Linked DNA regions of Homo sapiens: all the other regions are linked to region 2. Evidence: read pairs that join two places in POLR2A ChIA-PET (ENCODE). Cell type or tissue: HepG2. All regions are shown on one strand.

What was found. Peaks named below come from ENCODE experiments on the same cell type or tissue, not always from the same donor. Only the 100,000 strongest peaks of a DNase experiment are listed, where the experiment ranks them.
Region 1: POLR2A ChIA-PET joins it to region 2 with 5 read pairs; 6 of 35 experiments call an interaction of 5 or more read pairs at or near these places.
Region 3: POLR2A ChIA-PET joins it to region 2 with 5 read pairs; 3 of 35 experiments call an interaction of 5 or more read pairs at or near these places.

Annotation. Positions count from the first base shown.
Region 1 is chr20:17,660,189-17,662,688 of GRCh38, forward strand. It overlaps RRBP1 (ribosome binding protein 1), which reads right to left. Exons shown (of 25, transcript NM_001365613.2): 3 at 1-340. The coding sequence starts at 319. Among named protein-coding and RNA genes, the nearest start is that of RRBP1, 21 kb to the right of the region's middle. In HepG2, no CTCF peak of the experiment used is centred here; a DNase peak (open chromatin) is centred at 1,323.
Region 2 is chr20:17,857,944-17,860,443 of GRCh38, forward strand. No RefSeq gene overlaps it. Among named protein-coding and RNA genes, the nearest start is that of SNORD17, 100 kb to the right of the region's middle. RefSeq lists an enhancer at 1,298-1,871. In HepG2, a CTCF peak has its summit at 1,849; a DNase peak (open chromatin) is centred at 1,318.
Region 3 is chr20:18,006,085-18,008,584 of GRCh38, forward strand. No RefSeq gene overlaps it. Among named protein-coding and RNA genes, the nearest start is that of MGME1, 38 kb to the left of the region's middle. RefSeq lists enhancers at 1,323-1,884, 1,885-2,445. In HepG2, no CTCF peak of the experiment used is centred here; a DNase peak (open chromatin) is centred at 1,496; H3K27me3 peaks cover 1,388 bases.

The DNA of each region.
Region 1 (2,500 bases), 200 kb before region 2:
CAGCCACAGCAGGAGCCCGCACTGGTTCTCGAAGGAGGACAGTCACATTGGGGGCTGGATCATGATCAGGTATCTTCCCATTAGGTTTCTCTTCCTTTTTCTTGGTCTTTCCTTTCTTCTCCACTGTTTTCTCCTTCTTTTTCTTCTCGACTTTCTGGTGGTGAGTTTTCGCCATCTCCTTGCGCTGGTTGGCTAGGGCTTCTTCATATGACGTTTCCTTCATGGAGAAAGTCGACACCAGGAAGATGCCAATGGCAGAAACAACCATGAATCCTCCAAAGACCACAACCCCCAAGGTTTGAGTGTCGTAAATATCCATCCTGGCTTGCTTTCCTTTCACCTGTCAAACATACATGGAGGTTACTATTTATAGAAATCAAGGCCTTCAACAGTTTCTATCCCCACCCTACCACCAAACTTCAGGTTTCACTAATTCTTTCTTCAGGCTAATAAATTCAGAGAAGAAACAAACCCAGGCACTCTCTGATGTCCCACATTCTCACCTGCTCCTCTTTAGGAGTGAGCGATTCGTACCCAAGGCATGAGCAGTCCCCATACAAAGCAACAGCAGAGTCAGAGCAGAGTGGAGGCCTATCTCTGGAGCACACACGCCCAGGAGCCTCAGCAGCCATGACCCTGATGCAAGATATTCCCCACCCAAGGTCAAAGATGCACAGGAGCACAAACACAGGCCAGGTGTGAGACCATGGGGAGTGGTGGAGACTGTAGTAAAAACACCCGCCCCCACCTAAAATTAGACAGTGACACTCTGTCATGGCCGATTGCCCTAGAAATGTGATTGCTGAGTTGGAAGATGTTTTGATTTTTCATGTTAGGCCAGACACTTTTAAAAAATTTTTCTCTCAACGTGAAATTGACTGATTTAAAAAATATGTGAACCGAACCAAACCAAACACATCTGCAGGCTTTCAGCCACAAGCATTTTAGCCAGCAGGCCCACAGTGTGCCATCTCCACTCTGTTGTTTCCCTCTTCCCCAGTGCCAATAAATGCTGCTACCCAGGATCAGAGATAAAAACTTCTGCATTACAATCCTGAAACGTGTTCAAAAATTCAGTGAGGGAAAATAGCCTTTTGCCAGCAATAGCTCCTGAGGAGTTATGGAGCCTGCAATTTGCATGTTGGGAAACAGGAAGAATCAGTCTTGGGAGGCCCAGAAGATGCCAGGTTTGGAATTTCACATCCAGAAGCTGCACAGAGGGTGAGGAGACAGTGTCAGCAGGCCCCTCTGTCAGACAACACTCCCCAAACCATAAGAATGAACAACACCATTCTCACTGCCTATGGACCAAAGTCCAATGGGTCAGAGGCATCCAGGTTCATACACCTTCCTGCCACAGCCCGGGCTAAGTTCGACTTCACTGAGGAACTCCAGGAGGTGTATTTATTTGGATACATTCAAGCCAGTCCCGAGTCTCTCTAAAGAAGATCGATGGAATGAGCAAAGAGAACACAAGGGTAAGAAGGGGTGGTTAAGGGGAGGTAAAAGGAGGTGGAAGAGGAGAGGAGGGGAAGTGGACAGGCCTCCCCCAGCATTGCCCTGCAAAACCTCTAGATGCTGTGGGAGACTGGGTCCAGGCTGCTTAGTGGCTCAGATACTGAGATTCTTCTCCTAAGACATTGAGATCCCCACTCCTCTTGAGTGGTTATAGAGGAAGGAAACAGAGTAGGAATCAAATCCAAATTTTGACATGAGGGCATTTTAAAGAAGGGACTGAGAAGGGAGACTGTTTTCAATGTCTTGGCATTGTGTTCTAAGAAAAATCACTCTCGGCCGGGCGCGGTGGCTCACGCCTGTAATCCCAGCACTTTGGGAGGCCAAGGCAGGCAGATCACGAGGTCAGGAGATCGAGACCATCCTGGCTAACACGGTGAAACCCTGACTCTACTAAAAATACAAAAAACTTAGCCAGGCGTGGCGGCGGGTGCCTGTAGTCCAGGCTACTCGGGAGGCTGAGGCAGGAGAATGGGATGAACCTGGGAGGTGGAGCTTGCAGTGAGCCAAGATCGCGCCACTGCACTCTAGCCTGGGCGACAGAGCGAGACTCCGTCTCAAAAAAAAAATTTTCAAAAAAAAAAAAATCACTCTCATCACAGAAGGAACACATTACTTTGACCTTTCTAAGACCTTCACAAGAAGAGGGTTTAAAACACTCATGACGAAGAAACTTCCTAGCATATGCTCTCCCTGGGGACAACTCTATCAGCTGCTGTGGCAACACACTTCTCCCACACTGTCACTCGGCGTTGAGCGAGACTGAGTCACACTTTTCATTCCAGTCTTAACCTCTACAAAGTCTTAGGGGAGCTCATGGAGGCCTTTGAATCCTGGGTAAGGCAGCATTTATATTTCCAAATGGGTTCTGACCTCTGGCCGTGGGCAGTGACAGTGTGATCCACAGCCAGGGCACTCTCACGTTTGATCATCGAGGGAGGATACCAGGAACTGGCCTTCCGAGAACACACTCTCAAGCTGGGTG
Region 2 (2,500 bases):
ATGGGAATTGGCTAGCACTACAAATCAGGGTGCTTTTTCTCCTGGAGAGCTGGTTTACCCACACACCATCCCCGTTAAGCTGAAGGAAATACTGTCTCTTCCAACTTGAGGAGTAAGACAGATACACAATGGAAGATTATCACATGCCAATCAGGCATGATGACTTCAATACAAGAAATAAACTGAGAGACTGGAGACAGCAGGGAAAGGAACTCATCATTTCTGATGTGTAGAAATTACATAAGGCATCATGGAGGAGGTGGTCTTTTCAGCTGGGCCTTGAAGGAAATACAGAGATAGCCACAGCCAGAGGGAAGGCTGCAGCCTGTGGAACAGCCAGGCACAGAAAGAGGTGCCTTTAGAGAGCAGGCAGCCAGCCTAGTGGAAGGGGCTTAGACTACAGGTGTTTTATTTAGTACCATTTTTGCTTCAAGTGACAGAAAATCCCAAACAACAATGACTTAAGCAAGTTGGTTTAATTCTCTCCCTGTAAGCGATTTTGGGAAATGATTGTGAATGATCAGTGCTCTGCAGGCACAGCGGCTCTGCCTCCGACCAGCCCTCACATCTCCTCTTGTCCCAGACTCTCCCAGAACAGGTGCATGGTCTTCTTGTCCTTCTCTCTCCTTCTTGGGTGCTGCAGGCCATCCGGCAGCCTGGGATCTGACATCCAGCTTCCCCACTCGCAGCTGTGTGAGCTCAGAAAGGTTGCCTAACATTTCTGAATCCTGGTTTCCAACTTGGTAAAATGGAGCAACGTAACTCACAGAGGGTTACAACAATGTGGGGTATAGTGTCTGTGCAGAACTTAGCATGGTGACCGACCCAGGGTGGGCACTCAGGGGAAGTAGGGTGTGTGTGTGTGCGTGCGTGCGTGCATGTGCGTGTGCGTGTGCGTGTGTGTGTGTGTGTGTGTGTGTGATGAAAGAGAGAGAGAGAGAGCCTCTCCAGGCCCTGGCCAGAGACCCCTTGGCCTCCTCCTGCCTGCTTGGAGAGGCAAGGTCTCTCTTTTTCCCAGGGTCGGGTGATGGAGCTGTTGGGGAGGGAGCCCTGGCAGCCTGGTCCTTGTGGAGTTTGGTTCTGCGTGGGCAGCTGTGTGAACCTTGACCGCTTCAGACCAGCTTCACTGGGGTAGCCACTTCAAAGGGCCCATGAGGATGCCTGCCCCAGTCCCCAGCCCATCCACCCTCACCCACAGCCCATGCCCCATGAGAGGGGACTGTGCCTGGAAAGGGCCTCTCTGGGAAATGATGTCTACCCCTCCAGGATCAAGGGGTAGGGCAGTCGGGTTGCAGCTGGGGAGGAGATGAAGGCAGGAAGTATGCTAGGTCAGTGACCCAGGCAAATATTTGGCAGATCAATGCTCAAGGTTGACCTCAAGTGTTTACCACTGGGTCACCAGGAAGTGGCTTCTTGCCACTTTCACCCACGCCTCCCCTCATGGCAGCCTTCAGGGATGAGGGCTTTTCTGGCTGTGGTCAGGGGCTCACCTGTCCACCTAGCCCCCTGGCCTAGAGCGCCCTGCCTTGCCCACCTAACTGGAGGTGGTCTTGGGACACATCATTTTTTCCTCAGAGTGAGTGGTCGTCAGAGGCCAGATCCCACCAGGACAGCCTCCTGCCCTGTGCTGAGTCCTCTCCTAGGGAAAGGCCAGCCCACTCGCTCTCCCCTAAACAACCGGGAGCACAGGTAACTCGCCTCTCTCCAACCGATGAGGACGTCCCGCGCCCAGGCTCCTGAGGGAGGGCGTGGGAGGAAGGTGCGAGCCAGACCCACATCCTCTCTGCTGCTGGAGGGGGCCCTTGCACCGGCTCAGAAAGGTGCGGAGCGTTGCCTGCAGCCGAGAGGGAAACAGCGCCTCTCCGAGCACTTTGTTCCACTTGCTGGAGGGCTAAAAATACACTGGCACAGCCAAAGGCAGTCCTTGAGAGCCCAGGGGAGTTGGCAGTGGGGAATAGCTATCCTAGCACCTGGCACTATTAAAGGAGCATCGCAGGATTAGCCAACCCCCTGGGCCCTGCCTGCGCCCGTCATCCCCACTCTGCACTCAGTTCACTCTTCCTGCAGCAGAGTCCGGGCTTCCCTGCACCCCTGCTCCACCCTGCCCACTCTTTCCCCAGGCTGGACCATCTGTATCCCTGGTTGGAGCCTGGGGCTGCCTACGTGACTGCGCTTTTGCAGATGTCAAAACAGCAGCTCTCCTGCAAAACGCCGAGAATGCTTCCAATTCCTCCAGGGAAGCTACAATTTGCCATAAAGCTGAAAATGAAAATCCTTTTAGTGGGCCACAACCCAGTTTGTGAATTTCTTAAATTCAAGAAATGTGCATTGACACCCTGCTTCTATAGGCCTTAATCTTTCCAGGACCTCAAGCCTCTGTGAGAGTCTGAAGAAAGACAGGGACTCAGAAAAACAAAATGCTCCTAAGCAGCAATTGCCAAGCAATTTTAGGGAACTGGATTTTAGGGAAATGGATACCATGAACCCCATCCACACATGC
Region 3 (2,500 bases), 150 kb after region 2:
TCTGCCCTGAGAGCTCTTCACCCCTTCCTCCCAGAATAGAGGAGATTGTCCAAACATAGAACTCAGTTTGTTTAAAGTCATTGTTTATTTTTAAATGTTCAGTTCGTTTTCCAATCAATCTTCCACGGTGCAGTTCAAGAAAAATGTGTGGATTTTCATGCCTGAGGTCAGTTGCAGGATGTACCTCGCAGAACAGCGTGTGCCCCTGCAAGCTGGGGATTGAGTGTTTTGTTCTGTTTTGTTTTCTCAGGGTAAAGGGGTCATTCTAAAAGCAGGACTGTTTGGATCTTAGAAGATTGGATATTTATTTATTATTTAAATTTTTTTCTTTTCTTTTTTTTTTTTTTTTTGAGATGAAGTCTCGCTCTGTCACCCAGGCTGGAGTGCAATGGGATGATCTCAGCTCACTGCAACCTCCGCCTCCCCAGTTCAAGCGATTCTCCCGTCTCAGCCTCCCCAACCAGCCGGGATTACAGGCGTGCACCACCATGCCTGGCTAATTTTTTTGTATATTTAGTATAGATGGGGTTTCATTTTGTTGGCCAGGCTGGTCTCGAACGTTTGACCTCAAGTGATCCACTCACCTCGGCCTCCCAAAGTGCTAGGATTACAGGCATGACCCACCGTGCCGGGCCTATTTTTTTTTTAATTTATTTTAGAGAGAAGGTCTCCCTATGTTGCCCAGGCCGTTCTCATACTCCTGGGCTCAAATGATCTGCCCACGTTGGCCTCCAAAAGTGCTAAGATTACAGGTGTGAGCCACCGCGCCTGGCCATGGATACTTATACATTCTTTCTACAAATATTTATTGAGTGCCTGTGTTGATCTAGGCACTGTCTTGAGCTCCAGGAAGAAAGCAGTGAGCAAATTCAACAAAATTCCCCACCTCTTCGAGATTACAGACCTGTGGGAGGGCTGGACAGTAAACAAATATATGTACAAATGTCAGGAGATTTTAAGTGTGAAGAAAAGCACAGGGGCCAGGTGTAGTGGCTCACACCTGTAATCATAGCACTTTGGGAGGCCAAGGCGGGTGGATCACCTGAGGTCAGGAGTTCAAGACCAGCCTGGCCAACATGGCAAAACCCTGTCTCTACCAAAAAATATAAAAATTAGCTGGGCATGGTGGCGGACGCCTGTAGTCCCAACTACTTGGGAGAGTGAGGCAGGAGAATGGTTTGAACCTGGGAGGCGGAGGTTGCAGTGAGCCAAGATTGCACCATCGCACTCCAGCCTGGGCGACAGAGCCAGACTCTGTCAAAAAAAAAAAAAAAAAAAAAAAAGGGAAGAAGAAAAGCAAAGGAAAGAAAATGCAATTTGAGTATTTGAGTTTGGGTGGCCAGGGAAGGTGTTCCAGTCATCTCACTGCATGCTAAGCCACCTCAAGACTAAGTGACTTGAAACAACAATCATTTGCTTATCTCTCATGATTCTGTGGACTAACTGGGCTCAGCTCGGCAGTACTTTTGTTCTATGCAGATTTTCTCTGCAGCTACAGTCCACTGGCGCTTGGCCAGGCTGGAACGGCCGGGATGCCTCACTTACATGTTTGGTGTCCTGGCAGGGATGGCTGGGGGGATGGGCTCAGTGGGGGTGTTTGGTCAACTGGGCTCCCCTTCCAGGTAGTCTCAGCACCTTTCCCTCTCCACAAGGCCTGTCTATGTGGCCTCTCACGTGGTCTCTCCATTTGGCCTTTCCAGCAAAGCAGCCAGACTTCTTTACATGACAGCTTGGGGCTCCTGCAATTCAGAAGCAGAAGCTGCCAGGCTGTGTCAAGGCTTAGGCCTGGAATTGGCAGGGCATCACGCCTGCCACGTCCTGTTTAGTTGAAGCCAGGACCGGCTGAGATCCCATGTGGGAGGAGGCCACACAAGGGAAGGGGTGCTGGGAGGCCTGGCTCCTTGCGGGCTGGCCACCCATGCCTCCCTGACCGTGCGCTGGCTAAGCAGAGACCAGGACAGAGGAAGGAGTGGGCCCTGCAGCGCTGAGGGGACACGCAAAGTCCCCGAGTCAGGGCTGTGCTGCAGGAGCAGCAAGGAAAGAAACAGGCCACTGTGGCGGGAGCTGAACAGCAGAGAGGAAAGATAAACGACGAGGTCAGGAGGCAGCCAGGGACCAGACTGTCCCGGCCACAGGCCACAGAGAGGGATTCAGGAGTTATTCCTAGTGGGATGAGAAGCACCGGACCTGCCTTGATCCATAACTGGTGGGTTCTGAAGCTGGGGACATCTCCGCCCCATCCCCACTGCTGGGTTCGCATGCTGCCCAGAACGGCCCTGTTTCAACTGCAGCCCCTGCTCCCAGCACCCTCCGGCTGCCTCTCTGCCTGATGGTCTCTCTGTGGCACTCAGCACCACTGCATGCCTGATATTTTACTGATGTCCCTATTGTCTTGTTTACCTTCTCACTCTAGAATGTAAACCTGAAACAGACAGGGATGTCTGTCTGTTTCATCCGTAGGCCCACAACCATTAAATAGTATTTGTTGTACCAATGAACT